Regions from separate parts of the Homo sapiens genome. Here region 2 is linked to region 1. The links are chromatin loops, found by intact Hi-C in ENCODE. Cell type or tissue: body of pancreas. All regions are shown on one strand. Each heading gives the region's core, and the rest is flanking DNA. Links, peaks and the distances in the headings are about the cores only.

What was found. Hi-C counts contacts between places; a loop is a spot of excess contacts. Peaks named below come from ENCODE experiments on the same cell type or tissue, not always from the same donor. Only the 100,000 strongest peaks of a DNase experiment are listed, where the experiment ranks them.
Region 2: it touches region 1 in a loop (2.8-fold over the local background); 10 of 110 quality-filtered maps call a loop at or near these places.

The regions. Positions count from the first base shown.
Region 1 is chr14:75,963,326-75,978,841 of GRCh38, reverse strand. It overlaps TGFB3 (transforming growth factor beta 3), which reads left to right. Exons shown (of 7, transcript NM_003239.5): 2 at 7,124-7,287; 3 at 7,587-7,716; 4 at 13,147-13,254; 5 at 15,355-15,516. Among named protein-coding and RNA genes, the nearest start is that of TGFB3, 11 kb to the left of the region's middle. In body of pancreas, for the core only: no CTCF peak of the experiment used is centred there; no DNase peak of the experiment used is centred there.
Region 2 is chr14:75,695,203-75,712,327 of GRCh38, reverse strand. It overlaps TTLL5 (tubulin tyrosine ligase like 5), which reads right to left. Exons shown (of 32, transcript NM_015072.5): 7 at 13,058-13,140; 8 at 5,241-5,310; 9 at 4,621-4,705. Among named protein-coding and RNA genes, the nearest start is that of TTLL5, 43 kb to the right of the region's middle. RefSeq lists an enhancer at 340-449 and a silencer at 14,396-14,596. In body of pancreas, for the core only: no CTCF peak of the experiment used is centred there; no DNase peak of the experiment used is centred there; H3K27ac peaks cover 1,818 bases.

The DNA.
Region 1 (15,516 bases), core at 7,517-15,516:
CATTCTGAGTCACCAGGACCCCCCCATCCCGGAATCCTGAGCTGAGAATGAATGAGCCACGTGGAGGCAAGGCCATGCAGGTGCAAGTGGACACTGATTTTGTGCAGACTCAAAGCACAAATAGCAGATGTCCTTGGGAAAAGCCCGGGCAGGGCCCCATAGATGCTGGGCAGCTTCCAGGCTGCAGTACCAAGACCTTACAACTGCAACAGATGGGTGGATGTGGGGTTATGGAGCAATGGTCTGGCCTGGGGCAACCCAGCACAGTGAGCAGGATGCTGTTCAGGATGCTGGGGAGGAGCCAACGTGCGATGCTATGAGGCTCACAGGTACAAACCGGAAGCAGGCAGACTCTGCAGCTGTTGGAGGTGACTTGGAGGCTGAGCAGACGGACCTGGGCCCGCCCTGCAGCTGGTCGGGTGCTGAGCCCACCCCAGAGAGGCAGACACACAAGGCACACTAACTATAAAGAAGGCAGTGGGCAGGTGCTGAGCAGGAGCAGAGAGCCATCATCAGGGGCTTGCAAGGCGGCGGGGCGGGGTGGGGGAAGGAAGCCTGTCTTTAACTCATGAGGGCAGACAGGGGTGACACCAGGTCTGTGGTGGGGCACAGCAGGGTCTCAATGCCAGAGCCTCTGCTGGGAGGTCATGAGATCACGTTCTGTTCCATATTTCCTCACTTCTGGCCACTTCCCTGACCCAGTGAACATGCATTCAAAGGAAAGTGACAGTAGGAGCCAGGGCAAGGAGATAGAGGTCCCTGGAGAGGAAAATGAAAGAGGAAATACTTTTTAGTAGTGCAGGAGAAAGGGCACCAAGGTGAGAGCAGAGAGGAAGGCCTTTTCCTAAATAACCTTTTCTCCCTGTTTTACAGATAAGGAAACTGAGACCTGGATTGCTTAAGTAATTTGTCCAAAAAGAGCAGGGACCCTAACCTAGACATTCTGTGTGCAGGACGCATGTAGTTAAGCACTCATTTATATGTAAAATACACGTTGTAAGTGTTACCTTTAACCTCCTTTAACCTTTAGGGTTCAGTAGAACTTTGATTTATAACATAAATGAATCATGTGTTGGACCAAGCAGGAGAGGTCAGAGTTATTATCTTAGTAACCCAGGTGGCAGATTGCACAATGATAACTGGATTTGTTCTTCCTTAGCTCTGCATTTTTTTTTTTTTTTTTTTGCCCGGGAGATTCATACTGCCACAAATGTTCTCCCTAATTTAATGAAGGAGTTTTCTTTATTTAATGAAGAGTCTCAAGCAGGTTAAGCAACCGCAGCTACGTAAAAGTGACCTCTCTGAGCCTCAGTTTCCCCAGCTGTAAAGTTAGAGATGATTTCCAAACTCCTTTTCAGCTGAAAGAATTTTATAATTCCATCTGGGATGAATCAGCAGAGCCTCTATTGGGGAGTATGGGCAAGACTCTGTAATCCTTTTTCTAATTCTCCAGGATTTTACTGTCGGGAGGGAGTAGAGAGTTTCTCTGACCCCATGTGATGGGAAAGGACACAGCTTTTTTACTTCCGTTGTCATCCCTCTTACAAAGGTATCACCAATGTAGGTGTCATTTTATCTTCTGGCTTGTAATTATCTGTCTCTGTTCGGAGACTTGTTGTTTTCAGCCAAGGGCAGCGCTAAGACAACCAGCAAACCCAGAGTTTCTCAGCAAAGAGAAAACTCTATATTTTAGTCTTTGTTCTCTAGCTGCTAAGTGTAGATTTTGTTTATTCTGAGAATTATTCTGAAAATCATTTGCTCCAAGGGCCAATGCCCTCTGCACAGTAGAGGTCAGCACTTCTCCAAGTGTGGTCCAGAGGAAGCTGGAGGTAAATGTAGATTCCCTGGTCCCACCCACCCTTATAGAATCAGAATCTTGAGGGGGTGGAGTCTTGGGGAACCTGTATTTTCGACAAGCTCCTTATGGATTCTTAAGCACATTGAAGCTTAAGAGTCAGTGAACTAGGGCGAAACTTTTCTTAGAGGGATGGCAAACACAAGTGCCTACAGAGACCCGGCAGGAAATGCAAATGATCTGGAAGAAAAGCCACGGCGTCATGATAAACTGCACCAGGACACTTGGTCTTGGGGTCAAGAAGAAAGTAGGGTGTGTGAGACAGGGAGAGGGAGGGGACCTGGAGCCCACGTGCCCAGCCAAAGCAGCAGCCAGCCTCAGTTCTTGCTGGGTTTTGCATTGAGGACTGTGGGTCCAGCTTGATTAGTTCTTCCCGTGTCCCAGAAAAGCAGAAAATCTGGATCTTTCTGTGAAGTGTTCCAATTTTTAACATGGGCTTAAAATGTTTATGGGCTTCTAACTCAAAATTTTTAAAGGTGTTCCATCAGCGAAACAACATGTCTAATTCATTTAACGGTTAATCAATAGAAAGCTCACACCATTAAAGCAGTGGTTTCTCAAACTTCCAGAACATCTAGAAGCCATGGTGCCCTTTGCAACACATTATAATCTGTGGTTCTCAACCCTGGCTGCACGTTAGAATCATCTGGAGATCTTGAAAAAAATATGCCGTGGACCCCACTCACTCCAGTGTAGTCAGAACTGCTGGGGAATGGGTCCAGGAATCATTTGTTTTTAAAGCTTTCCAGGTGATTCTAATGTGCAGCCAGGGTAGAGAAGTACAGCCACACTGATAAATATAGTCCCTTCACTAGAACCAGCAGAAATGATATATACAAGCAAAGGCACACCTAGCCACCCAGGTGTCTGAACACATTTTAAAAGGCAGTTAACTAAACATGGTCAGCTATTTCCTGGTTTTTCCATGCATACTGTACATGAATATTCTTTGCTTATGTTTTGCCCCGTTAAACAAAATAGAGAAAATGGCATTCACCAATATATATTTTTTCTGTGCAATGGAAAAAGTTGCTCAAGATTTAATTTGTAAAGGTGGGACCCCCTAGTCCAGCTCTCAATAATACTAGTGTTCTGTGAGGCATGGCTTAAGAACCACAAACTCGTTTGCAGTGGGTCATTGTCTGAGGCATAGGTTGACACTCTAGGCCCATTTAGTGGAATCTTGCCATATTTTGTTGATGAAACCATCTTCACCAGATGATCTCCCAGATCCCTCCCAGCTTGAAGAGTCTCTGCTTCAATAAATGAGGTATGTTCAGAAGACCTGGGTTCAAACCCCACCTCCACCACCTTCTAGTTATGTGACCTTGGGAAAGACATTTAACTTTTTGAGGCTCAGTTTTCTCATTTGTCAAGTGATAAATTTTACATGTTTTCATTCTTCTCAGGGGTTGTTAGAAGGTCACATGAAGTAATAAAAACTCGACAAAACAAGGTGGTGCTATTACATTTTGCTTATTTATGTATACGATGATTCATTCCACAGATTACTTAAAACATCATTATTCAGTGAATTTGATTGTCAAGAAGATTGTATGTACATTTTCTTTGATCTCCCAGGCAATTCTTTTTTTTAATTAATTTTAATTTTAATTTTTTTGACAGAGTCTCACTCTGTCACCCAGCCTGGAGTGCACTGGTGCAATCTCGGCTCACTGTAGCTTCTGCCTTCTGGGTTCAAGTGATTCTCATGCCTCAGCCTCCCGAGTAGCTGGGGTTACAGGTGCCCACCACCACACCCAGCTAATTTTTGTATTTGGAGTAGAGATGGGGTTTTGCCATGTTGGCCAGGCTGGTCTCGAACTCCTGACCTCCAGTGATCCACCTGCCTCGGCCTCCCAAAGTGCTGGGATTACAGGCATGAGCCACTGTTCTCGGCCTTTAAAATTTTTAATTTTAAATAATAGGGATAGGTCCTCCCTATGTTGTCCAGGCTGATCTTGAACTCCTGGGCTCAAGCAATCCTCCCGCCTCAGCCTCCCGAGTAGCTGAAATAACAGACATGTGCTACCATGCCCAGCTAATTTTCGTATTTTTTATAGAGATGGGGTTTCACCATGTTGGCCAGGCTGGTCTCAAACACCTGAGCTCAAGCAATCCACCCACCTCAGCCTCCCAAGGTGCTGGCTGGGATTACAGGCGTGAGCCACCATGCCTGGCTGCCAATTCTTCTTCTTCTTCTTCTTTTTTTTTTTTTTTTTGAGATGGAGTCTCACTCTGTTGCCCAGGCTGGAGTGCAGTGACACAATCTCAGCTCACTGCAACCTCGACCTCCCAGGTTCAAGTGACTCTCCTGCCTCAGCCTCCTGAATAGCTAGGATTACAAGCATGCACCATCATGCCTGGCTAATTTTTGTATTTTTAGTAGAGACGGGGTTTCACCTTGTTGCCCAGGTGCCAATTCTTTTTTAATCACTAGCAATTGTGTCCTAAGCTTTGCTTGCTAGTGTCAAGTTGCTTGTGTCAGCTAACTTCTGAGTGACTCTGGCCAAGACCCTCTAGACAGCCATTTCTTCCTCTGAAGAGGGTTGCGCCACATGACTCCTGATGTCCCTTCTAATCATGGGAAATCTATATATCCCAGTAATAGAAAAATGACCTTTCCCACCTCTTTCTTGAAACCTTAAAATTCTCCCCAGGATGTGTTCATCCTGGGGAGCAGATTATGATTGATAGGCTGGAAGAAACCAAAGAGGACGGCCACTAGGGTGTCCTGAGAACTCTCTTAGCTCATAACTTTCCCCATCTCCTGGCTTCCCACTGCCTTGACCCACTCTGACTGTCTCACCAGCAAGTGCCATTTTCCATCTCCCTTCTTTTTTTTCTGAGATGGAGTCTCACTCTGTTGCCCAGGTTGGAGTGCAATGGCACCACCTCAGCTCATTGCAACCTCTGCCTCCTGGGTTCAAGCGATTCTCCTGCCTCAACCTCCTCAGTAGCTGGGATTACAGGCACGCACCACCAGGCCTGGCTAATTTTCATATTTTTAGTAGAGACAGGGTTTCACCATGTTGGTCAGGCTGGTCTCAAACTCCTGATGTCGTGATCTGCCCACCTCGGCTTCCCGAAGTGCTGGGATTACAGGCGTGAGCCACCGTGCCCGGCCCCATCTCCCTTCTTTTTACAGCAAGGTGCATGTTGCACTGACTTACCCTTTATTCCTCTTGTAGTCACTGGAGCTGTGTTATTTATTTACTTTATTAATTTATTTATTTACTTGAAACAGAGTCTCCCTCTGTTGCCCAGGCTGGAGTGCAGTGGCACAATCCTGGCTCACTGCAATCTGGACCTCCCGAGCTCAAGTGATCCTCCCAGCAGGTGCTATTGTAACTGAAGCCATATCAATAACAGCTCCTTCAAAACCCAGCTCTGTTGTCCTTGATAGGGTTGCCAATGCAAGTAGCTTATCCACATTCAGAGTATTACAAACTTGTAAACTTACACATTACTTAACTATCACTGATTTCTCTCCTTGGTTCTATCTGAAATGGTTTAGGGAATCGTTGGCAGTATCTGTTCTTTCAAAGCCAATTATTAATCAGGGCTTCATTAGACAGCATTCACACATTTGTTTTCCTAACATCTGTTCCATTAATTTTCTAAGAACCAGCGTCAGGCCCACCAGATGGCAATTTCCAGAAACACTCACTCATCCTTTCCTGAAGATCAGTAGCGCATTTGCTTGTTTCCAGGCCTCTGATCCTTCCTGCCTTGTCTGTGACTTCCTCAACAACCCCTCGGGGTGATTATAAGCTCATTCCAGCCATGTCCATTATGTGTGGAATCTGGGTCTATGAGCTTGAATTTCAACTTCGGGCTATTGTTACCATTTGTGCAGAAAGTTTTTCTCTGGGTGTTAATACTGCTCAGACCTTGAGGCTGTCAAGTGTACAGGAGCAGAGAAAAGACAGGCTCTTTCTCTTTCTCTGGCTCAGAGGGGTGGGAAAGAGCATTCGCTGCCCACATCTTGTGGACAGGGATGAAGAGGCCAGCAGGTGACAGCGTCTGGCATAGCACGTGCTGTCAAGGAAAGAGAAAGGAGCCAATGGTGACACACCAGCTTGGTCAGAGGAAGCATCTGTGTTTCTGCCAGGCTCATGATGTGGGCTCTTTGCTATATAAGCCCTGCTTTATTGGGTCTAAAACACAAGGTTGAGATGTCACTGCACTGCTCAAACACTTTCAGTGACTCCCTACTGTTAATGGGTTAAAATTTAACCTTTTAGTCTGACAGGTGGACCCCAATCTATCATCTTGCCCTTTCTCACCTGGCTCCCACCTGCTGTTTCGGGCCCCTCTTACTCATTTGCATTTCCTCCCCTCCCTGCCTTTGCTTCCAGCAGTCACTCCATGTAACATTTCTTTCCTCCCCATCCTCAAATCCTCTCAATTTTCACCCCTTCCGTGAAGTGCTCCTTGCCATTTCCCTCCTTTGATTTCCTGCAGCAACTCCTGGACTTCTCTGAAAACCACTGGTTTCCTGTCGCTCCCCTCACCTGTGCTCCTGCATTGTGACATCTTCCGGGGCACTCTGTCCTATTATTTCTCTCTAGTCCTGTTATTTGGGCCCATGTATTAATACCCCCCCTTAGATATTAACCCATAAGCCTGAGGCTGCACTTTTTTGAATTTTGAAATCAGACCTTGGCCTTGACCTTGAGCAGCAGGATATAAATAACTCTTACATGCTTAGCGTTCCAATAATGGAACACCAGGCATAAATGGGTTTTAATCCCCTTGAAGGCAGGGGTTGTGTCTACTCATGTTTTGCTTCCCAAGGTTAGCACTATGCTTGGCATATAGTAGCTGCTCAATACATCTTTGATAAATGAATGAATGCCCAGATGAACAAACACACGAATAAATCAACTAGCTGTAAGATATGTAAACTACTAGGTGCTGATATCTTTCTAGAATCAGTATTTTCTCAAAAAGTAGGAAAAACGGGTTGGAAAACTTACCAGAACTGAGATGTCAAGGCAGTGGGAGGAGGGGGCAATTAGATTTGACTGGCCAGTCTAGTGCCATGTTGTGGAGCTCTGAGGCCACACTGCTCCTTGCTCAGGACTGTGTGTGATTCTAGGGCCACCAAGAATCTTCCTCGTATCTCCACCTTGCGGTCTGAGGCCTCAAGCCTCTAGGGAGGTGGCAGGCGGGACGGTGGCCACTTGGTGCCTGTCCGTTGGCAGCACACTGTTCCTGCATGTCTCGCTCATGCTGTGCCCTCTGCTCTGCTTTATCTCCTAGACGAACTGGCTGTCTGCCCTAAAGGAATTACCTCCAAGGTTTTCCGCTTCAATGTGTCCTCAGTGGAGAAAAATAGAACCAACCTATTCCGAGCAGAATTCCGGGTCTTGCGGGTGCCCAACCCCAGCTCTAAGCGGAATGAGCAGAGGATCGAGCTCTTCCAGGTAACTCCTCTCTCAGAGCAGAAACCACACCGACGGGAAAGCTGGTTCCTTTGCCATATCAGGGCACCACTGGGTGCAGCGTTTGGCAGACCTGGGTTTGAATCCTGGCTTCTCTGAGCCTTCGTTTCCGTATCTGTGTCTGTCATTAAAACACTTAAGAGTTAGCTAAGGTGCTCGAGGGCCATGGCATTCAGGAACCACTGGTTTCCTATCGCTCCCTCACCTGTGCTCTGCATTGTGACATCTTCTGGGGCACTCTGTCCTGGTCTCGGGTACTCACTCCTTTCTCTGCCCTGTAGATCCTTCGGCCAGATGAGCACATTGCCAAACAGCGCTATATCGGTGGCAAGAATCTGCCCACACGGGGCACTGCCGAGTGGCTGTCCTTTGATGTCACTGACACTGTGCGTGAGTGGCTGTTGAGAAGAGGTAGGTGGACCCTTCAGATAAGCATTTCAGAATGAACCTCAGGTCCCTTAGTCCTCCATGAAATGGAGGGAAGAGGACAGAATTAAGGGAGTCAGAGATCTGGGTTCAAACCCTAGCTTTGCCACTGAGTATCCTCCATTCATTCACTCAACTAATGTTTATTAAATGCTCACTGTAAGACAGGCCCTGGGGATGCAGCCACAGGGATAGGAACTATGAGAAATAGAAAGAGGGCAATGTGACAATGAGTGGGTGGAGTCCAACAGGGAAGGTCTCTATGATGAAGAAATTCATGCATTGACATCTGAATGATAAGGATTTAGCCCATGAAGATCAGAATAAGGGATGTGCTAAGCAAAGGCAACAGGGAGGCCCAGGCCCTCAAGTGGAAATAAGCTTGATTTGTTCTAGCAGCAGCAGCAAACAGATCGGTGTGGCTGGAGCATGGTGAGCTGGGGAGGGGAAGAGGAGGGGAGGTGGTCAGGGAGGTTGCTGGGGCCATATAATTTATTATTACTATTATTATTATTATTATTATTATTATTATTATTATTATTATTATTTCTTGAGACTGAGTCTCGCTCTGTTGCCTAAGCTGGAGTGCAGTGGTGCGATCTCTGCTCACTGCACCTCCACCATCTGGGTTCAAGCGATTCTCACGTCTCAGTCTCCTGAATAGCTGGGACTACAGGTGCACGCTGCCACACCTGGCTAATTTTTTTGTATTTTTAGTAAAGATGGGGTTTCACCATGTTGGCCAGGCTGGTCTCGAACTCCTGACCTCAAGTGATCCGCCCACTTTGGCTTCCAAAAGTGCTGGGATTATAGATGTGAGCCAGCATGCCCAGCCAATTTAATTTAGAACATCATCAGGTCATGGCGAGGTTTCAGGACTTATTCCAGGTGTGATGAGAAGTGTGGGAGTGCTATAACCAGAGCTGGGGATACTCAAGATACCCAGGAATTCCTTCCTGTCCCTCTACTGGGTGTGAAGTCAAGAGCCTAGGAGAACCCACGTGGATCTGCCAACGGCAGCTCTGTTGGGAATTCTGACTCAGACAGCTACAGGGAGGAGGGGCTGGGTGAGGTGATTTGATTGACATCTTTAAAAGATCCCTCTAGTTTCCAGGAGGTCAAGGGAAGAGGCAGGAAAATGAGTTAGGAGCCACGGCGGCAGCCCAGATGAGAGCAATATCTAGGCCGAGACTAGGGCGGTAGCAGTGGATATGACGATCAGATGGATTTGTTCTGTATTTTGAAGGTAGCCAGTAGCACAGGCTGATTAGGTATGGGATGTGAGGACACAAGAGCATTCCAGATAACTTCTAAATTTTTTCGACATCCAGGTGGTATCACTTATTGAAATAGGGGGCCTAGGAGAAGAACAGGTTCTGTTCTGCCCAGTTAAGTTTAAAAGGCCGGGTCGTCATGCAAGTAGAGCTATCCTGGAGGCATATCAAACTTCACATGTCCCAAATATCTTACCCACACACTGCCTTCACCTGGAAAATCAGGCAATGGTTCCTCCTCTATGTATGCCTCACAGAGCTGTTTTAAGGATCAAATGTATTTGAGAGAACTTCATGGTTTTTACCATGTTTTACAAGAGTAAGCTTTTCTTATTTTAGATAAGGAAACAGGCCGAGAGAAGTTAAGTGACTTGACCGAGGTCGTCCAGTCTGGATTAGAACTTTGGTGTCTCATGACACCATCCTCTGTGTTTCTTTCCCTTTTCTTGGCTGGTACTGCCTGGTCTGATGCTCAGTGGGTTGGGGTCACAGATGGCAGTCCCATCTGTTCCTTCTCTTCCTCTTGGGCAAGGTTTTCTCCTGTCATCAGCTGCTATAAAGCCACAGACCATCCACATATTGATGCCCAGAGTCCCTGAGGCAGGTGGATCCTTCTAAGTCCTTGGTGTTTTAGGCAACTAAGAGTTAAAGCTCAAAGGCAGAGCTTACAAACTATTTGGCCTGCACATTGTTTTCGATTTGACTAGTCATCAACAGTTTTGGGTGTTTTAAGTCAGGAGATTTCACATAAAACCTGGACTTCTTGCTGTTTTTGAAAAATCGAAAGATTTCCTGATAACCATCCGTCAGAGATGAGTACCGGCCACCCCTTGAGATGGGGTATGCATCCTCAGTCCCCGCAGCCCCCACCATTCCCTATTGTTCCCCAAGAGTGAGGCTGGCAGTTCCTGTTTAGCATCATGTGCTGGCTCGATTTTCTCACTTACGTGACCTGCCTGGGCTCGGTAGCCATCGAGTTTGCATTGCTTGATGCCACGGAGCCCAGGCAAGTCACATAAATGAGAAAATTCCCCATCCAAGGGGAATTATCCAGTGGCTGAGTTGGCAGATGGTGGGCTGAAGATCCTGCCCCAGTCCCAAGGGTACCCAGGAATTTCATCCTGTCCCTCCTACTGAGCATGAAGGCAAGAGCCTAGGAGAACCCACGTGGATCTGCCGACAGCAGCTCTGTTGGGAATTCTGACTCAGACGGCTACAGAAAGGAGGGGCTGGGGAAATTAATCTCTTAACTTCCCTGTCTGATTTTGATCAGCTCCACCTGGATTTCTTTGAAGCCCTGGGCACTTGAAGGAGTTCTTATTTTCACAGCTGCAGAACTCAATGAGAAGTTTGCATTGAGAATGATTTCCATCCTCCTGAGACATCAAAAAGATAATTTCGTAATAAAACCTATGGGTCCCCCACCCACCACCCCCACAGCTGCCAATTCTGAGGTTAGTTCTTCATTGGAACCTTCAGTTCACACTTAGGCAGATACTGCCCACCTTTCCCACAGGGGAATCATCACACAGGTTTGTACTTACAGAGAGCCCATGAGTCTCTTCAGAGTTCATGGCTTCAAACCAGGCAACAAAGGACTCCAAATTGGAGCAGTTGGCGGTGTAGATTGATGAGAAAACTGAGTCACACATGTGGTCTTGGATTCATTCAGCAAACATCTGAGAGCCCTTGTGCACCAGGTACCCAGGCTGCATTCTGGGTCGCAGAGTGGGTTGGAGTCCACAAGGGCCGCTGGGGACCCAGGTCTCATACCCTTGTGCTATTGCTCATATAGTCTGCAGCACCTAGCTAGGCAGGGCCAGGCCTCCCCTAGTAGGCTGGGGAGGGAGCCTCTCAGCATCATGGCTCAGGAAAGGTGGGACACTGGGAAACAACCATCTTGCATGTTGGTGAATGTGTGGGCATCTTCCTTGGTGGTCTCTGTTGCCCCCTCTTTACCCCTCCTTGTCTCTAACAAGAGTTTGGGATCTGGCATCAAGCTGTCAGTGCTTGAATCCTGGCACTACTATCCACTGGTTGGATATCTTGGGCAAGCTGTTTAATCTCCCTAAGCCTCAGTGTTCTTATCTGTACAATGGGGGATAATAGTTCTTGCTCTATGGGATTATTATAGAGATAGAATAAGTTAGTGATTGTTGTCATCATCTCTAAGTCCTCTATCTGGATACAGCCTGTTGGCCAAGCCAGGCCACCCTCTTGTGCTTACATCCTGGACCCTCACTCTCCCCAACACAGCTGTCTGCACCTTGACTTTCTAACTCACAGAATCATGGAACTCACTCACTCCAGGTCTCTTCCAGCCTGCCTTGAACCAGCTTGACCAGGAGGTACACTGTGTTGTTAGGTAGCCCATTTCAGCTACTTTGGCTCCTCCTTCCAGCTGCCTTAACCCAGGGAGAGGGCAATCCTCATACCTCCCTCTCCATTCACTTCTCCTCCAGCTGGGTCTCAGCTGCCTTGTTTTATTGGTCTGCCTTCCCTCACTGAGCGAACCTGCTGGAACAGAGATCTTCAAGCTCAGCAGGCGCAGTGTGCCTCAGAGGTTGCCCTGACTTAGGGTAGAGCAGATCTGGTTAGGCTCTGGAGTTTATGGAAGAAAGGAGCTGGGTTTTAACCAGTAGGACTGGGATGTCCAAGCCAACCTAATGTTGATGGGAATCTCCAGTCTTGTAGGCTTGTATCCTTCTGTCTATGAGAAGGTTGCTGGGCCAGGTTGGACTTTTTGGGGTTTGCCCTGATGGCACAATTTCAGGAAGACTCCAGGTTGTCTCCAAGGCCAGATGCTCACACACATGGTGTGTGGCCTCAGGGAGCAGCAAATCAATCAACTCATCGAGAGGCTGACCCTGAATCCAGAGAGGTCCATCCCCCATGACCTCTCCTACACCTGGCCACAACTGGCTGCTATCCCAGGATCAACAGAGCTTCCCAAATTAAGTCTTACCCACCAGAATTGACATGATACCAGATCCTACCTGGTTTTCTGTGTAAAACTACTTGTCTCAGTGCAGACTTTTCATTTTCTTTCTTTTTCCTTCACTTCACTCAACCTCATTTACTGAGTTCCTGCTTCCTTGATTTTGGTTGCCAAAACATGTGATCCCACAACTACTAGGCGAATGGGCTGGAGTTGCCCTTCACGCACCAGAATGTCAGGCACCAAACCCTGGCACCTCCAGGCTTCATCATGCTCACTGTCTCCGTGCTCAAGTCATCTGGACCCTCAGCCATAGTTCTCTATCATCTCCTCTGTGCTGTTTTCTAAGTTCACAACTGTCTTCCCAAGCTGTTCATCTTGGTGAGCAATCCACATTCCAACTTCCCATCATGGTGAACAAGGATTCCCAAAGAAGAAATGTCCAAGTAATTTTTACCTCGTTGTGTCCTTGTTCCTTAGGAAAAATATGGCCCAGTGTAACCGTGATCTTCATCTTATCTCTTCTAGAATCTGCCACTTTGTCTAGGCCCACAGTCATGGCCCTGGTAGAAATGCTTGCATCTTCCACTGAGACGGATTCTGCTTCCTGTTTGCAAGTGACCTTGCCTCTAGCATTGGTTCCTGACTTGAATCTTTTTGCCAGCATTACATCCTGTGGCTTTTTGAATTTGTGGCCTTTTGAATCACAGTCTCTGTGCTCGGAGACTCTTTAGTTACTCCCTGTCCGTAGTCTCTTCCAGTCCCTCTGCCTCTTGCCCTGATCCTTCTGCAGTAGATTGGCTCAACGATCCCCTCTCCCAAAAACCATGTAGATGGCATGAGTTTTTGCTTTCCTTACTGTATCTGTGTACTTTTGCCTCCAAGTAGGTAGGTGACAATTTTCTCTTAATACCATCCTTTCAAAGGGAATGATTATTCCACTTCTGTTTCATGATGGCCACTAGTGTATGCCCCCATTTGGTGATTCATAATACAACAGGAATACCTGGAATGTGGCAACGTGCGCTTGAAGGTCCACTCTGAGCTCTGGAGGCACTTTCTGTCTCCTGTGACCCTCAATAGAACTCAGTTCCTATGAGTCCCTATAGGAGCAGAGGCCCTGGCTCACCCTTGCATGGGTGGTGGGCACACTTCCCCATCACACAGAGGTGCTTTTCTCACTAATTCTGTCTTATTTTGCAGAGTCCAACTTAGGTCTAGAAATCAGCATTCACTGTCCATGTCACACCTTTCAGCCCAATGGAGATATCCTGGAAAACATTCACGAGGTGATGGAAATCAAATTCAAAGGTAACAAAATGAATGTGTATGGTAGGATGGGTGAGTGGGGGGGAAGTTAATGGGACAGGATAGTGCAGGAGACCCTTACCAGACCTCAAGAAAAGAAACCAAGCTCCTTCAGAGAGATAGCCGACTATTTTGTACTTGAGTAATTCTGCTTTGCCCCAAAAGCAATGAGTGTAACTTTCAGTTTATAGCTTAGAGAATGCATTAGCCTCTGGAAGACAACACGTACTGGTAAGTGGTGAAACTGTGTAGGCAAGCCATCTAGCCTCTGGTCCTAGTGAAATGGGATGAGAGTTCCTCTTTCACAGTGTTGTCAGGCAATTAAATGAGATAATGAATAAGGAACACAGTGCCAGAAATGCTCAACAGATAGGACTTGTCTTCCTCCTCCCTAAAAGAAATTAAGTTTGGCTGTCCTGAACATGAGTGCCCAGACAACTGAGCTTTCCAGATGTGCAGGGCCTACCTGACCTTGCCCAGGGGTCCTCTGGGTTTGGATGATTGCTTCGAGCCTCAGGGTGTTTGTCCCCGGGGTGTTTGGGTAGAGATGGCGAAGTCGTTGAGAGTCATTTCTGGTTTTCCATTATGTTTGCAAGGAACTCAGCCTTGATGATCTCTGGAGTTCAGGGAAGTTCTCTTTTCCTTTCATATTCCCATTTTGGGTAACTGCGGAACGCCTGAGGTCAGAGGCTTGTCTGGGAAAAGGTGCAGGCCTCTTTTGGCTCAGCGCTGGACAGTGATCTTACCCCACATGGGCTCTATTTTACAGCCTTTTCTTAAAGCCAAAGATTTGACACTGTAACCACAGAACCTTAGAGCCCAGAGGACCTTTGGAGTCCTTACCTACAGGCCAGCTTAGGATGAAACCTTCCCATTTCAGTGAATACTTATCTTGTTCATAAAGATTTTCAGAAAAAGGGATTTGTGATCCAGGTCTCTCATTTATCTTACAGATCTGGTGCCCCTTCCTGAGACCCGAGCCACTCCTGTAGCTATGTAAATTAATTCCTCATGTTCCTGTCCTCAGTGAGGATGGACAACAGTTGGCAGCTGTCCTTCGCAAAATCGATCTCCATTTAGTTGAGACTCTTTCTAAGTCAGTCTCCAGTCTTTTCCTTTTTTTTCAGATGAAACGGGTTGATGAATTTAGATTTTCTTTCCAGAGCTTATTTGCTATTTATCATATGCTTCATTATCTCATCTGAATTTTATAGTGAAAACACTTCAAAGACTCTAAGTGCAATGTGAATGTTAACAATTATACAGTCTTGTTTCTTTGGCTCCCATTCAGGCTATCTTAAGTTGTGACACCTTAAATTTTTGGTAGGACTTCTGCGTTATCTTGGTCCATTCACATTTTAAGAGGAAACTCACACCCCAAGATTCTAAGTCTAGAATCTAAAGTGACAATCCAGGGCTGGGTGCAGTGGCTCACACCTGTAATCTTAGCACTCTGGGAGGCCGAGGTGGGCGGATCACTTGAGGTCAGGAGTTCGAGACCAGCCTGGCCAACATGGTGAAACCCTGTCTCTACTAAAAATACAAAAATAGCTGGGCATGGTGGCATGCACCTGTAATCCCAGCTACTTGGGAGGCTGAGGCAGGAGAATCTCTTGAACCCCGGAGGCAGAGGTTGCAGTGAGCCAAGATGGGGCCACTGCACTCCAGCCTGGCCAACAGAGCGAGACTCTGTCTCAAAACAAACAAACAAACAAATAAACAAGCCGACAACCCGGAGATATGTGTTAGGTACCCACTTAGTAACAGGGATGCTTCATAGGTCCATGAAGATTCCTAGGAATCTCAGCAAGGGCTTTCTGCCCCTTGGAAGATTTCTATACAAGGGTATGGGGATCTGAACACGGGGCATCTTTCAGTGGGCATCCTTACAATAATAATGAGTTCTTTTGATACTGGCTTCTCCATCTGCTCTTCCCCTTTCTGCACCTGGACATCAGAATTAAGCTGCACTTGTCCCCCACACCTCCCTCGCAGACTGCACTGCCCCTCCTCCTGGGCAGTGATGGGGCGTGTGGAGGAGGCAGCCTCCAAGGGCTCTGCTCTCTTCAGACAGGAGATTGTCACTTTCCTTCCCTTCTTCAGGCGTGGACAATGAGGATGACCATGGCCGTGGAGATCTGGGGCGCCTCAAGAAGCAGAAGGATCACCACAACCCTCATCTAATCCTCATGATGATTCCCCCACACCGGCTCGACAACCCGGGCCAGGGGGGTCAGAGGAAGAAGCGGGCTTTGGACACCAATT
Region 2 (17,125 bases), core at 5,533-13,532, 260 kb after region 1:
CATGAGTTATCCTTCAACAGGTGTAGGCATTTTGAGTCAGAGAGGCCTGGACAATGAAGAGACAGCACCTCAGGCAGCCTTGCCAGGAGCCACTGGGTTTCATCCTGGCCTGACCCAGAAAAATCTTATGGAAGAGAACAAGAGGCCCAAGAGCTCTCTGATCTGCTGTCAACCAGCTGCAGCCGGGAGACTGCCAAAGCGCTGCAGTGACTAGGCAGCGCCCTACAGAGCCGTCTGGGAGGGGATTACCAGCCTGATCCCTTGTCTTTAGAGCCAGAAATGACTCAAACTTCACAAACAGCAAGGGCCTGCCAGGGAGGGTGACAATGAGCACTGGAAAGGGTTTTCTCCCCCTTGTTGGTGTCTCTTCCCCCCTACTTGCTGCTGTGGCAGATTCTGGACAGTGTGCAGCCTGTGAGGTAATCTGAATTCCTTGGCAACCAGCAAGTACCTGAATTCTTTCAAAACCACAGGAATCCAGCAGAGAAAAGGTAAATATCCCTGCAGAGCCAGTGTTAATTAGCAAGGAAGGCTACTGAAGAAGGAACTGGGGGTGGGGAGAAAGGGAAAGGCACTACAAATGTTTTGGGGTCTTTTCTGAATTTCCACTGAATAATATGGCTGAGGCAGAAAAAAGGCCATTCCAACCGGGACCTTCCCAGAATCCTCTCTTCCCACCTCCGCCGCATGGGTGGAACTCAGCTCCCTGGATGGATACTTGCATGCCCCCCAAGTTGCTAGAGCTGCCTATCTTTGGGTCTCTGGCAACATATTTAGTTTTTAACTCCATTTTGTTTTAATTTTTTTGAAATTTTTATTTTTCCTGTTTCAGTGAAAATCTGGCTATTAGCTTCATCTCAGAAAGGGCTCTGTCAACTCATCTAAACCCAATACTGGATCCACCTAAAGCTGTAAAATCCAGGACAAAATCTTTTTGGAGTCCACCCCTGACAGGAAAAAGAATCTGCACCATTTTGGTAGAGCATAGCACCCCTCTGTGGAAACTGAGTGTCCCCTGGTGGTGCAAAACAGCAACACGCAAGTAAAATTCAAAAGCACAGGGGACCTCTGAGGGCTACTGTGGGAATCACAAAAAGCTGCACCCAAATACCAGGGGGACAATTGCAACACTTCTTCAATACTATACCCACACATGAGAAAACAGTGAGAGCTCTCCCACTTCTTATGTTAATAAAACAATAAGGACAACTGAAAACACTCATCTATACAGAAACTAGGGTTTTCACGAATTTAATTTTGTGTTAAAAAATTTTACACAAAATAACTTATATCACAAAACTGTCTTGTGAAATGAATTTAATCTTTCTGTCGCCTAGTATTAATTTGAGGTCCAAAACAGAAGTGATAGGGTGTAAGGGAATTCATTTCTAAAGAAGGAAATGAATTGTATTTGCCTCCTGTTCCGTCTCTTTAGGAAAGATTATGGTTTTTCTTGTTGAGCCTCAACGTAACCCAATAATCTCATCCCAAACTGATGATCTTCAGTTATGTCTACATAAATTACATGTGGCCCAAGATAACTAAAAGCTGCAGATCTGGAGATGCTACAGACTATCGACATAGTTGAACAGACTCTGAGGGTTACAACAAAGCAAGTGAATGTCAAGATACATAATTAGTGAAGACACAAGAACTTAGGCACATTGAAATTACTGCACGGAACAATGTGCCCTCGCAGGACTCCCGCAAACAGTGCATCATATTGCCATGCGTTATGCTTTTGTAAAGCTTTGATAAAGCTTTTATATTCACCTACACTTTCAGGTAAACCTAACCAAAGCCCTGAAAATTCATGTGGCTTTCTGGTTCTACTTGGTCTGAGTTTTTTAAAAGCTGTTTTTCTAATTATTCTGTGAAAAAACATCCATTGTGTGTGTGTGTGTGTGTGTGTGTGTGTGTGTGTGTGTATAAATTTTTTTGTTTCTGCTGGAAGCAAAAGGGTTATACTTAATTCAGTAGATTCTGACTTCCAACACACAACCAGTAGCCAAAGCACTTGCATATTTGTAGTAAATTCTATAATAAACATTGGTACTGTTGTTCTCATGTTGTGCTCTGAACCAGAAAGGTCTTAAAATTATGCCAAATTTTACCCATAGAGAGGGCTGTTAATATTGTAGGTGAAAATATCTTTGGAATATTAAGCAAAACATATTGCTATGATGTCCTTGAGAAACAGTGAAGCACAACCTCCATCTCTTTTCTCTATTCCCAAAGTCCAATTTTTGGCAGGACATAATCAGTTTCTAAAACTTGACACAGGAGAGAAGTGAAGGTGAGGATGAGCAGAGGAAGGAGAATGATGAAACTCATAACACAAAAGAGAGAAAGCTCAGAAGTCTCAAATTATAAAGCTGAAAATCCTCAGAACCTTGCATATCTGAGAAGTCAGGACTGTATTTTACCATCATTTTGTTTTAAATAATATAGGGAATAGGCTTTTTCTTGGTCTTTTTTTTTTTTTTTTTTTTTTTTTTTAATGAGATGGGGTCTCACAATGTTGCCCAAACTGGTCTTGAACTCCTGGCCTCAGGCAATCCTCCCGTCTCGGCCTCCCAAAGTGCTAGGATTACAGGTGTGAGCCACCACGCCTGGCCAGGAATAGGCTTTTATACCTAATTTTGTATAGTGATACTTCAAAACGTGAGAGCACGTGTGTCTACAAATATTATCGACAATTTCTTTCCTATAAAAACCTGATTAGAGCTAGTAGTCAGCTCATGTTCAGATGCCTGGTCCAGCCCTTTATCTAATAACTGCGAGATGTTTCAGTTCTTCCCTTTCTCAATTTTCAAGGAAGAGGCCAGAACTAGGGAGTTTTGGTAGTCTCCAATGTTCCCAGGGCTCAAACTCAAAATCTCAGTTAAGAATATGACAGGACTTATAAATGCTGTGACTGCCACCTAGAGGCGAACGGAACACAGAGCTCCACCAGCGAGGTTTGGTTAGTCTGCTCTCACTGATTTCAAGTCATAGGATACATGTGAAAAAAACTAAGTCTCTAAAATCATTAAAAGACCATTCTAAAATAATAGTTGTCAGAGTACAATAATATCTGTCAAAGCACCTGTACATAAATAGGTAGCCTTCTTTTATCCATGGTATTTCCCATCTTCCAATTGCATTTTCTAAAATACAGAAACATACACAGACCAGGCTTTTTTAGCTTGTCGTGACCACTCACAGATGCAAATCACCTCCTAAACTGCTATGCTTTATAACAAGCTTGTCCAACCTGAGGCCCACAGGCTGCATACAGCCCAGGACAGCTTTGAATGTGGCCCAACACAAATTTATAAAGTTTCTCAAAATATTATGAGTTTTTTGCAATTTTTTTTAAGCTCATCAGCTATTGTTAGTGTATTTTAGGTATGGCCCAAGACAATTCTTCTTCCAATGTGGCCCAGGGAAGCCAAAAGATTGGACACCCCTGCTCTATATCAAAGGCACTACGCATAAAAAGAACTTCAGGGCAAACTAGTTGGCTAATACAAAAATTTAGTTTTGTTGGGGGGAAGAACACAGCATAGTAGTTACATACTTATTTTAAACAATTTAAAGGGTTTACAAAAACAATTACCTGTAAAATTCTGTGGCTAGAGGAAACAAAACTTCAAAATATAACAACTTGAACTTAATCTTGTAAGTCACATTACCTTAAAACTTAGAAAGCACCTCAACAGGCCAGGTGTGGTGGCTCACACCTGTAATCCCAGCACTTTGGGAGGCTGAGGCAGGCGGATCACGAGGTCAGGAGATCGAGACCATCCTGGCTAACACAGTGAAACCTCGTCTCTACTAAAAATACAAAACATTAGCCAGGCATGGTGGGGGGCACCTGTTGTCCCAGCTACTCAGGAGGCTGAGGCAGGAGAATGGCGTGAACCTGGAGGCAGAGCTTGCAGTGAGCCGAGATCACGCCATCTCAAAAACAAACAAAAAAAAGCACCTTAACAAAAAGAGAACAATGTATGTACAACCACTGTAAAGTAACTTGCATGTTAAGGAAAAAAAAAAAAACCCTCAATTAATACCTTCCAAATATGAGAGGGCATGAAATTGTCTGAGCCCTGAGCTCTGGAGTCAGATCCATGAGGTCAAATCCCCATTCCACTTCTCCCACCTCTAAATCTGTTTCCTCAACTGCAAAAATGCATCAACTAAAAGGTTGTTGCGAGGATGAAAATAAATGCCTGGCATATAATAGGCAAATACAGGTAGGATTTTATTTTTCTTTCTACATCTATCCTGAAGAATAACAGCAAATTATCTTAATATCCTAGGAGCTTCATAACAATTGTCACTGCAGGAAAATACCATATGATCCTGGATCAGTGCTGGGGAAGATGTTTACACACCTTATGTGTGGACATGCAGTGAGACTACAGACAAATAAGCCTAATTTCTGAAGTTCTTTTTAGGCATACTGGCTTTGATGTTATAGAGCACAGCAGTTGAGGAGGTGGATTGCATCTGTAAGCAGTAATGACAAGTAAAAATAGCATGATCTGATTTAATAAACTTGTTAATGGATCCACTCTTAATATACCCACCCTTAATATACCCACCCAACCCCTTCACCCCCAAACAGCTTCTTACCTAGCCAATCCTTCTTCATAGAGATAGATGACAAGAGGATCATAGGAAGTCACGAGCACATAGAGGCGCACGTCAAACTTGAAATCTAAAAAAAAAAAGTTTGTATTCACAAAAAAAAACTAAGTTCATTTGTTTCCTGTTACAGAATAAACAACGAAACCAAGAAACATGAAAGAAAGAACATTCCTACACTCCACATGAAACACACACTGCTCACACACCTTGACTTCGGAGGATAACTAATAATTATACTATATAATTGTACCGTATACATATTATGTATATAGTACATAATAAAAACCGTATAATGTATATATACATTAATATAACTGTAATGTATATATAATGCATATGTGTGTCATTTTCATATATATTAATTACTGCACAATTTTCATACATATACTACTATATAACCTATAAAGCACTTTCTCTTATATTGTCTCATTTCACCTTCAGATAAATCCCGTGAGATAGGTAAGGAACCTGCTGCCTTTCTGGAGCCACACATGTCAAGAATTTCACAACAGTATAATAAAGACTTACTAGAGAAGGCTATGAAAAGCTTAAAAAGTTGAGCAAAAATCTGGCCCAATTTGGTCAAGGGCCTAATCACAACTCACCATCTATGAGCAGGGGGTTGTTAATGTAACGGGAGACCAAAATGTTCTCTTCCAGGGAGATCTGGTTTGGCTATTGAGTAAAGAGAAAGAATGAAAGAATAGAAATACACAGGAATCCTAATTTACAATAAGGGAGCAAAGTTCTTAACCTTTAAAGAAATGGTAAGGTGGAAAACTAAAATTCTGGTTAAAGTTTCCTCCAAGGTACCCATATATTCAGTTGGCCATATAATATCACTTCTATAACACTATAGGCATCCAATTACGATGCAGGAAAAATAAATTTACACAGTACCTCTCACATAATAAATAATAAATAAATAAATAAATAAATAAATAAGCCTAATAGCCTTAAAGATGTATATACATGATATTAAATAGTTACCTGCCAAGAAAATAAGAGCCACTTTAAAAATAAATGAAAACTTGCTTTCTCCCTGAAGTATAATGGAAATTTAAAAATACTACTACTATTCTTAAATGAAGGCTTTCATTAACATGTTTGGAGAACTTACAGATCCACAATGGATCCTAGCATTTTCTCTGTAAAATGAGATAGGTGTTTAATTGATTCACTTAAGGGTATTTGCTAAGCAACTGTATGCAAAGAGTGAATAAGGTCTTTAAAAGATTTCTTCAATGAAAAACAGTTGTTTATACAATAAATAGAAAAGTACTGTGGACACTGCATATGGCACTGGGGATACCATGATGAACATAACACATATAATCTCTGCCTGGCAGATTTAAGATTCAGTAAATCCCTATCCCTGAAAAGTTTAATATTTAGGTAGAGGAACAGCAAAATATAGAATTTAAAAGAACACAAAGCAGCATTTCTATAAATACAAGATGCCAGGTTACAAAGTTAAAGTGCAGACCAATCAGGTGGGACCAGTCAGGGAAGACTTGTCCCAGAAGAGTAGATGCAGAAATGAGTGAAGGCTGGGAAGCACATGGTGGAGAAGAAAGGAGCCCATCATCGGAAGATGGCACGCACCAAGCCCAGTAGAAAGGAGGGTGGGCCGATTCACAGACCTGGGGCTAAAAGACTGAACTGGGAAATTATGAAAGACATGGTTAAACAATGAGGAGGGAGGTACCCTACTGACAAAGGGATTTGAACCCCTGGCAAAGGGAGTTTATATTTAGCATGGTGGGAAGCAGGAAATTATTGTGGATTCTAGATTAAGGAAACAGCAAGATTAAAATATCTGGGAGAAAAAAAAAAACCTTCACATGTGATTAGATAAAGCTGGAAGTCACCACAATCCATGTAGGACAAAAGGGCTCCAAAAGGGAAGTGGTAGTGATAATAATTAGGTTGATAATAGCTACAGTAAAGGCAACAGAAATAACCATCAACATTTGCAGACACAAAATTTAACAAATGTACTAAACACGTGGATGTGCCAAGTGCTGTTCTAAGTCTGTTCACAGGATTATTTCATTTAATCCTCACCCAACCCCATGAGGCAGGTATATCACCATCCACATTTTATAGATTAAAAAAGAATCAGAGTGGGTTAGGGACCTGCTCAAAGTCACGGAGCTAATAAGCAATAGAGCAGCAACGGAATCCAGGGAGTCTTCCTCACAGGCTTCGCTTTTAGGCTTTATTCTTACCTCTTCCCAATATTCTGCTCTCAAATTTAATTGTCCCCCAAATTCAAAAGTTTGTCTTTATAACAATGCATTTCCTACCCTCAATACTACTACTGTTTTTCATATGATAATTTTGTGACCTATAACATTATACACAACCAGTATGAGCAGCTCTGAAGTCAGAATGAGAGTCCTCTCTCAGTTCCCACTGCTGCTATCTCAAAGTCAGAACACAGCTTTCACAACCCATCTCTACGCATCATAGGAACACAATGACATCATTACTGATTCATCCCTAATGAACTTCATCATCCATACCATTTCCTGACTCCCTTACATTTCTTGATCAGCTTCTCGTAAGTACTATCTCCATTTTGAATCTGCTCAATGAGAATTGATGCAATCACTATACAGCTGCAGGCTATGTTGTAAACGTAAAATCAAACAATCACAGCTCTCTTCCTACTGAGTAGAACCTATAGGCTACAATAAATATCTACTCACCCAACTTTTCTCCACAGCAGAGAATATGCTGATAGTGGTCATCATTCCATGACACATCTAACGCCCATGCCCATTTCCTCTCCTCCCTTGCTCACCATACACATTTATCCTTTGAGTTACACGTAACATAAACCCTTACAATATTTAGGTAACTTTACTATGTGTTCTATTGTCTTTATCCCTCACTTCTATCCGCATTGGGAATTAAACTGTAGACTCCCAGAAGAAAAGAAAGGTTTGGATATAGTTTCTTTGCACAGCGTTACAGACTGAAGAGCAACTAAGAAAAACTTTTTGATATCTTCAAGCCTGTTTCCTTTCATCAATCCCCAGTTAACTCATTTCAAATTATTCCAATTCAAAGCTCAAACTGCCTCCCAAAGAATGCTGAAGTAGGAATCTGAATTGTTGGGAAAGTTGGAAACACATCTTTCTTTTCTAAGACAGCATCTCATTTCTTCGCCCAGGCTGGAGTCCAATGGTGTTATTTCAGCTCACTGCAACCTCCACTTCCTAGGTTCAAGCAACTGCCCTGCCTCAGCCTCCCCAGTAGTTGGGATTACAGACACGTACCACCATACCCAGCTAATTTTTGTATTTTTAGTAGAGATGGGGTTTCACCATGTTGCCCAGGCTGGTCTCAAACTCCTGGCCTCAAGTGATATGCCCGCCTCAGCCTCCCAAAGTGCTGGGATTACAGGCATGAGCCACTGCGCCTGGCTGGAAAGGTATCTTTCTAAATGGACCTTAAGGTTAAAGCTCATGGTATCTGTTAAGTCATTGTAAAGGAGAATGATATAGTGGTTAAGAGTGTCTATGCTGGAATCATCTGGACCTGAGTTACAACCTTGACTCTACCACTTATTAAGGAAATAATAACTACCTCATAGGGTTCATATATGGATTAAGTGAGATTATGTTTAGAAAGGACAGTGGTAGGCTCAATAAACATTAGTTATTATTACTGCAAACTTAACAGAATATATGTGGTTCTAATTACAAAGTCCCACAGCTCAACAGCATTCATCACTACCTGCTGCATGCCATTCTACTCAGAGTACTGAGTGGTACTATTATGAAAATTGGAGATACATAATAATTAGGAGAATTTCTCAAAAGCTTTTAAGGAGTGACAACACAGTAGGCACTCCTGAAATACTTGTTGAGCAATGAGAAAAACAAAGGGAACCTAAGATAAAAACACATAAACAAACAGAAACAAGAGAGTACAGAATTATATTCACGAATATAGGAGGGACTAGAGTGACCTAACACTCTCCTAACATGTGAAAGTCTCAGAGAATGTATCAATACTGTATTTCCCATGGATCATGTGTGAGACAAGAATGAGTAAACTTGACTTCCATAATCAAATTCATACCTTAATCAGAAAACACCCATTCTTTCCCCTCCTTGCTTTGAATATACTAAATTGGGAAAATATGGCATTTAGTCATGGTTACTGAAGGAGTGGAGCAAACACAGCTTTGTTCCTTTATGCTGTATTTCTAAAGAGCACATCCTTATGAGACCACGTTAGCCAACCGAGATGTTTCCATCTGTGGTCCACACTTCTCTTTTCAGTGTTACATAAAAGTGATGCTTTTGCTATCCTTTATCTCGTTCTCGTAATGGTAAAAGTTGCTATTTGCAGAGAGTTTCCAAAAGGTTATGACTACTATAGGGAAGTTTTAGTAAGTGGCCCTCTCACTCCAGTGGGAAGAGAGGGGAAGATATTTTCATTTGGCCCTCACACCAACTCCATCCCCACTGCCTAAATCCCTCACTCACTCACATTAGTTCTGCTCCCAGACCCTCTGCCTCAGCATTCCCTCTCCTCACCCTCCTGCTTAAATCTAAAAGGAAAGCAGGCAGCAGCCTTGGAAAGAGTTACTTCATCCAGTTGGCTAATGGGTCACATATTCCATGGGAAAGGATCCAGGCATGGAAAAGAGGGGATGGTTATGCCTTTTGTGTAAGGAGAGAGAAGAGTATTAACAACATGGTTTGCAGGTCTGGGTAAAAGGTGGTAAAATTCCAGTTTTGGGGTAAAACAGGAGTATTTTCCCATTATGTCCGCATGTTGCCAGCTCCCCTCATGCCTCCTGGCATCCTCCCAGGCTTCTGTCTGGCACTTCCACTAAATACCTAAAAGAATCAGACTCATTCCAAAGCTTCACAAAGAGGGAGGGGGAAGGCAAAAGGTCCTGCCAAGTACTTTGATCTATGCAGGGGGTCTCAAAGGATTCAGCCCAGGGAGAGGTGGGAGGGAGAAAAAGACTCTTACATAGCCTGCCAAACACATTCTCTAAGACATGTCACCCCACTGAGATTCGGCATCCAGGGAAGAGTTAGGGCGCAGGGTTCTCGGCTCCACCAAGGAAAGTTTAACTTTTCTATCCTTTATGATGCTAGCTTTAAAATAACAAATCACTAGGGCAAAAAAGCATTCCAAAAGAAAAAAGTCCCAGATGAGCTGGGAATAGATCCTATTCTTTTTGACTCATATCTAAGAAAATAAAAAGCAAACTTGTACCATAGCTGACTTTCAATAGCAATTCCATTTGGCAGCTAAAACCTAAACCCAAACTAGTGCCGTCTATGAGATTCAAACAACACTGGAGCTCCTGGCACAGAGCTGAAGGAAAAGCTGTTGGAGAGGGGCCTTCAACACCAACGTCAGAGCAGAGACAAGAGGAGACAGAGCCAAGGCATATGACCATGGCCTTATGTCACAGGAGACTCAGGGTAAAAGGCCTCCAGAGTGGCCTAGGCCAGGTAACAGAAGTTGCAGCCAATGCCTGGGGCTGTAGCAGTTGCTCTATCAAAACCAGATCCTATATTTCTTTGGCATGAAGGGTCTGGCCATCATTGTTTACGGTACTGTTTTGAGTCCAGACTGAATTTAAGGACTTTCCAATGTGAAAGATCCCTCAGAAAGTTAGTTTCTACACATATGGCAAACAGCTCAATGTGAAAAGACAAGTGGGGAATTTAAGATAGGGTTCTGGTCCCACATACAACACATCTACCTACCCCTGCCCTTCCAGAGTTCCAGTGGAAGGACAGAAAGAATATTTTCAAAAGAATGAAATGATATCAAAGCTAGGAAAAAGTAAAAGAAGCCAGAAAAGTCCAAAAGAGATAAGAGTGACCTTCCCAAGGAGGCTCCTGCAAATTTCCAAGCTTGTACTCAACAAACATGAAGCTCAGGGATCAGCCAAGGAATTAGAATCAGATAATTAACAAACAGCATTTGGAACAGTGAGGCCAGGAGACGTGTGGGTGCAGAAATCTGATAGAGAAGAGTAGAACTTGAGGCTACCTTATCACCAGTACACACAAAAAGGAAAAGAAAGGTAGCTCTGCCCAAGAGGGAGATCACCAAAATCCTCCTCTGCATTCACAATATGGCCCACTTTATTTTGGCAAGGTGGAAGGGGAGTGCTTCTCACCATGTCCACCTAAAGTAAAGCCTGAGAGTCAACATGTTTTGCCCTTACACAAAATTCACAGTCAGCCTCTTCCAGGGAGAAGATATTAGGAAAAGAGTCCTACACAACCACAGTAGAAACCCAGACCAGCGGCCAGTTTCATTCAGTCTAGTCTTTTGTTCATAAATATGGTCCAACATGTAAGGATCATCAAAGCTGAGAAAATCCAATAGCAGGGGAAAAGACAATCCCAATAAAATTAAAGGACAGAAGAGAACTTTACAAAAATTTCCATTGGTATCCTCAGAAGGAAAGGCAGGCAAACTGCATCCATTATGCAACAAAAGGTTGTTATTTGTAAATAAAAATAAAGCAAATCAGAATATGAGTTTCTGGAAATCAACCTATGATACCCAATATAAAAATACAGTAGATAAATGAATAATAAATGGATAAACCTCAACCTGTGATCTAGAAGATGGGAAAAGAATTAAAAATGCGAGAAAAGTTAACATGAAGGAAAGATCTAGAATGCCTCAAAAAAGAGTTCTAAAAGCGGAGACAAATAAGAAGATAACTTTCCTTAAAGAAAAACACCAGTTTCCAGACTGAAAATGCCTGCCAAATATCCAGGAGGAAGAATAAAAAACTGGTCCAGGCCTAAATCCTGGTTAAATTTCAGAATCCCAAAGTCTGTCAGCGGCAGCAGCAAATCCATATGGGTGGGTCTGCAGCAACTCACTTATTGCCTCCTTGCAGGAAAGAATTTGTCTGAGGGCATAAGGCAGAGTGAGAGACCAAGGCAAGTTTTAGAGCAGGAGTGAACATTTATTGAAAAGTTTTAGAGCAGAAATGAAAGGAAGTAAAGTACACGTGGAAGAGGGCCAAGCCGACAACTTGAGAGACCCAAGTGCCTGTTTCACCTTAGACTTGGGGTTTTATATGTTGGCATGCTTCCGGGGTTTTGCATCTCTCCTCCCTTGATTTTTCCATGGGGTAAGCTGTCTGCATGTGCAGTGGCCTGCCAGCACTTGAGAGGGGCCTCATACACAGTGTGTTGGCTGCAGCTGTGCACGTGCTCATTTGAAGTGTTTTTGCCTTACCAGTCGAGTGTTCCTAGAGGAAGGTCATATACCAGTTAAACTCCATCATTTTGCTTCTTAGGGCACATGCTTGAGCCTACTCGCCCAACTCCTGAGATCTTACTGGGAAATGGCTGATCACCAGCTTCAGGTGCCTGCCTTTCCCTGGCATCTGCTGCTACCAATTATTATTTTAGAGAGACCAGTTTAACAACTGCCTGACCATCACCTGATGATCACCTGACACTCCTTGGTGGTAGCGGGGGCCCTCTCATGCCCGGCTCATGTCTGCCCAGCTACCTATCCTAATATTTCCCCCTTTAGAAGTCCAAGAGTTGGTTTCCACTGAGTTTAAATGTTTTACTCAACTTATAGATAAAATAAAGAAACTGAATCATAGTTACTGAAGAGATTCTATTATTGTTTAAAACATAAACATAAAAACTAATCAAACAAATGTGCAAGGGAGGGTGGGACATGATGTAAATGCAATAAATGCCAAACTGGGAATTAACAAATACAATGTAATGTCAATGAAAGAAATATAAATCAACAAAAGTTACTAACTACTATTGTAAGTCCAGGGAGTGAGACCAGTAGGGATTTTATTTACCATGTGTATGTATTCAATTTAAGACAACTTTTAATGAGAATTTTGCAAAGAATCAAGATATTGCTGGCTTTTGAAAAAAGAGGAGAAATGAGACGAAGAAGGGCAGAAAGAGGAAAGGAAAGAGGAAGGAAGGAGGAGAAAGGAGAAGCAGCAGCAGTAGCGAGGATACCATACCAAATTAAGGTTCACTTGTTTGATAACCTTGAGAACAGAACCCACAGTTCTGCTCACAACAGATGCTAAACACATACGCTATCAATTAATACTTGGTGTGTAGGAATTAACATCACAATATGCTAAAAGCAGAAAAGGTACCTCTTTTCTGCTGACACAACAGGTTGCCCTCCCCTAAAATCTGATCAAGTGTCTTTTTAGCCATGGAGTAACTGCTGGTGCAGAAGATTCCTGCCAGTAAGGCAAACAAGTCAAGTTATACCTACGCTTAACTCACTTCTGAATGCAGATTTAAGAAGAGCACACCTGCTCTTAATGAAATGGAACTATATTAGTAACCAATACAAAGGGTGAAGGAGGAAAGAACAAGTGAGGAGAGAGGTTTGCCATCTGCTGCATACTTACATTGTTGATCAGGTAGACGCCCCGCCCCCTTGAAGATGCCACTGGTTTTACTATCCAAGGTCCCCGGTCCTTCGAATATGAATCTGCTCAAAATATTGGGAGATAAAAAACAGAGGAAACAAAGAAAAAGAATGAACTTGAGTTTATTATATCAACTTTCAAAAAGGGTTATCTACTCAGGGAACCCAAAAATCTTACAAATTTCTAAGTGTTGGGCAGTAACTAAAATTACCTGTATTTTTGGACTTGCCTTAAAAATAAAAATAGAGCGAGGGAAGGAGGGAGGAGAAAAGAGGACAGCAAAATCACTCCCATAGTAATTTCTTCCACCATTTCGCCTCTTTCCTTTTCTTTTTTTTTTTTTTAAGGCAGGGTCTTTGCTCTGTTGACCAGGCTGGAGTGCAGTGGTGCTTCCATAGCTTATTGCACCCTCAACCTCTGGGGCTCAAACAGTCCTCCCACCTCAGCCTTCTGAGTTGATGGGACTACAGGCATGGGCCACCATGCCCAGCTAATTGTTTTTAACTTTTTGTAGAGACAGGGTTTCTCTATGTTGCCCAGGCTAGTCTTCAACTCCTGGCCTCAAGCAATCCTCCCACCTCAGCCTCCCAAAGCGCCGGAATTACAGGTATAAGCCACCATGCCCGGCCTCCCCTCTTTCTTGAATGAAAAGATGAAAACAAAATAAGGCAAATATCTGGATGTTAGTCTATTACTGTCACAAAGAATCATCATGAATCTTTGAAATGCTTACATCTGTTAACTAAAGGACCTTAGGCAAACAGTGTCAATGTAAGCCAAAATCTAGTTCTTATAATACAGCTACTTTCCTTAAATATTTCGAGCTTATAAAAAAAAATTCACTGTAAATCAAGCAATGTGCCAGTGGAGAGGAAGGACAATCATTTACAAGTGATTAAAAGGTGCCATTTGTCCTGTTCCTTTCCCAGGTTCAGCTTTACACTTTATATCCCTTTGGATCGTGAAAAGAGAAAGCAGACAACTGACACTAAGCCTCCCAGAGGCTTGCAAGTGGTCTGAGGAAAAGCAGCTCTGTCTTCCACTTAGGGAGTGTCAGAAGTCAGGGGAGAGAAGCAGGCTAGAGCTCTCAGTGCTGCTGATTCTCACATCCCAGACTGGAGAGAGAGCACTGGTCCCAGCTGTGCCTCTTCCACTTTTGATGAAATACGTCAGGTGGCAGCAGTCAGTACTGTTTCAAAGCAGAGATGGGATGAAAGGTAAAAATTGAGAGAATTTTTTGTTTTTGGTATTTTTCTTCAATGAAGGAAGAGAGAAAGGGAAGGAATAGTGTGGGGAAATAAATCAAGCAAATGCAAATGTTTCTGAGCAGATCTCACAAAGACTTCCTTTTTCCAAATTGCCTAGGTTGCTGTGCGCCAAGATATCAGTCCCAGTTTATCTAGAATACAACAGCATAAACCTAAGAAAGTTCCCTATAGTTTCTGTTCTTCTGGTTGGACCTATTAAGAGGCAAGTCCTTTTCTAGGGCTCCAGTATCAGAACAAGACTTTCAGATACTGGAGTCCTGAAGTTTTGCACACTTCCCTCCACCCTGCATTTGGGCCTATACCAGGCAGGTCTTCAGAAGGAGCTCTCTAGGCTCAGCTCCTTTTCCCAGATGACTTGCCAGCAACTACTTGTCTCCTTTTCTTTCCTCTCCCTCTGACATGAGCCAGTCTCTTCAAAGCCTCCCACACAAACTTGACTTTGTCAATGCCACAAACCATTTCAGCAGGAGGAAAGAAAGAGATCTTTTGTCCACTCTCCCCCATCTTCCTCTGCCTTTTCCCTTGATGCAGAATTAACAGAATTAGAAAAAATTTAATGTGCCGCACAGAATTTAAAACTCTGTGAGCAATTCTACCTCTAGAACTATATCCTCTAGTTCTACTCACACATGTGTAAAATATTGCATATATAAGATTTTCAATGCTGTGTTATAACAGCAAAATATTAATTAAATACACTACAATGCATCTGTATGAAGGGTCGGCAAACTATTTTTGTAAAAAGCCAGAGAATAAATATTTTAGGCTTTGCAGGCCATGCAGTTTCTGTGGCAGTACCTAACTCTGCAATTGTAGCTTGAAAGTAGCCATAAACAATATGTAAGCAAAGGGGTGTGGCTGTTTACATAAAATTTTATGTATGAACACTGAATTTCATATGATTTCTACATGCCACAAAATTTTATTCTTCTTTTGATTTCTTTCCAACCATTTAAAAATGGTTCTTAGCTTGTGGGACACACAAAAACTGGCAGAAGACCAATTTCACTCAAGGGATATAGTTTGCAGACATCTAATCTACACAATGGAATATTAAGCAGACACACAAAACAAGAATATTATTAATGAACTGATATGGAATGATCTTGAAGATAGCCTGTTAAATGAAAAAAACAAAGTGCAGGGCAATGTATGTTATATACGCCCATCTGTTCATATACACACGTTATTTGCTAGTAAATGCAAAGAATATCTCTAGAGGGTATGTAAAAAACTAGTAACACTGATCATCTCTGGGGAGGAAAATGGGATGACTGAGGAACAAGAGGAGAAAAGAGTCTTTTCACTGATGACTGTTTTGGAATTTCTTTTGTACCATGGGAATATATTACCTTTCAAAAAATATAATTTATAAGTCCTGCTATAGAAGACATATTTATAGTTATATATGACAAAAAATTAAATTTCCATAAAGTGAGGCCACTGAATATATGTATGTGTATTCAGTTTATATATTTTTTTCACTTTGCCATTTTCCCCAGATACTGAGCAGACTGAACAGAATGCCTGAGCAAGAGGCTATTAATATCAAAACAAAACAAAAAATAACAAAACTTTCCAAATGTCACTCATTTAATACCTCTAAGTATCTAATCTGTGTCCATCAGTTTGCTAGGTGTGGGGCGCACAGTATTAAAAAATACAGTCTTTTCCATCATGAAGATTAGACTAGCCGAAAAAACAGACATTGAACAAGTAATTACAGGCAATGAGAGTTATAAAAAGGAAGTACAAGGTTCTACAGAAATGTCTAAGGAAACGACCAGGCTAGTTATTAATAGGCTCACTCACACCTGTAATCCCAGCGCTTTGGGAGACTGGGGCAGGAGGATCCCTTGAGGCCAGGAGTTCAAGACCAGGCTGGCCAACCTACTGAGACTGTCTCTATGGAAAATAAAAAAATTAGCCAGGCATGGTGGTGTGTGGCTGTAGTCCTAGCTGCTTCTAAGGCTGAGGTGGGCAGATTACATGAGCCTAGGAATTCGAGGTTATGGGGAGCTATGATTACCACAGCCTGGGTGAGAGAACAAGACCCTGGGGAGGGAGGGGAGGGGAGGGGAAGGGAAGGAAGGAGAGGGGAGGGAAGGGGGAAAGGTAGCGGGAGGAAGGTAGGGGAGGGAAGTGGGAGAGGGAAGTCGGGGAGGGGAGGGGAGGGGAGGGCAGGGAAGGGAAGGGGTCAAAGCCATCTGGAGACAGTACCCTCTACTTTGTGAACTAGGCTTATCAGAAGTTAATGCTTCTGGCTATCGGGGGAACCACCCCCAATATTTCAACATAGGTTCTTTTCTATTTCCCTAAGTGTTGGCCGGTCTGAGAAATAAAGGGAAAGAGTACAAAAGAGAGAAATTTTAAAGCTGGTGTCCAGGGGAGACATCACATGTTGGCAGGTTCCATGATGCCCCCTGAGCCGCAAAACCAGCAAGTTTTTATTAGTGATTTTTAAAGGGGAGGGAGTGTACGAATAGGGTGTGGGTCACAGAGATCACATGCTTCCCAAGGCAATAAAATATCACAAGGCAAATGGGGGCAGAGTGAGATCACAGGACCAGGCAAAACTAAAATTGCTAATGAAGTTTCATGTCCCACTGGGCACGCATTGTCATTGATAACATCTTATCAGGAGACAGGGTTGAGAGCAGACAACCAGTCTGACTAAAATTTACTAGGCAGGAATTTCCTCATCCTAATAGGCCTGGGAGCGCGACGGGAGACCAGGGCTTATTTTATCCCTTATCTTCAACCGTCTAAGACAGACATT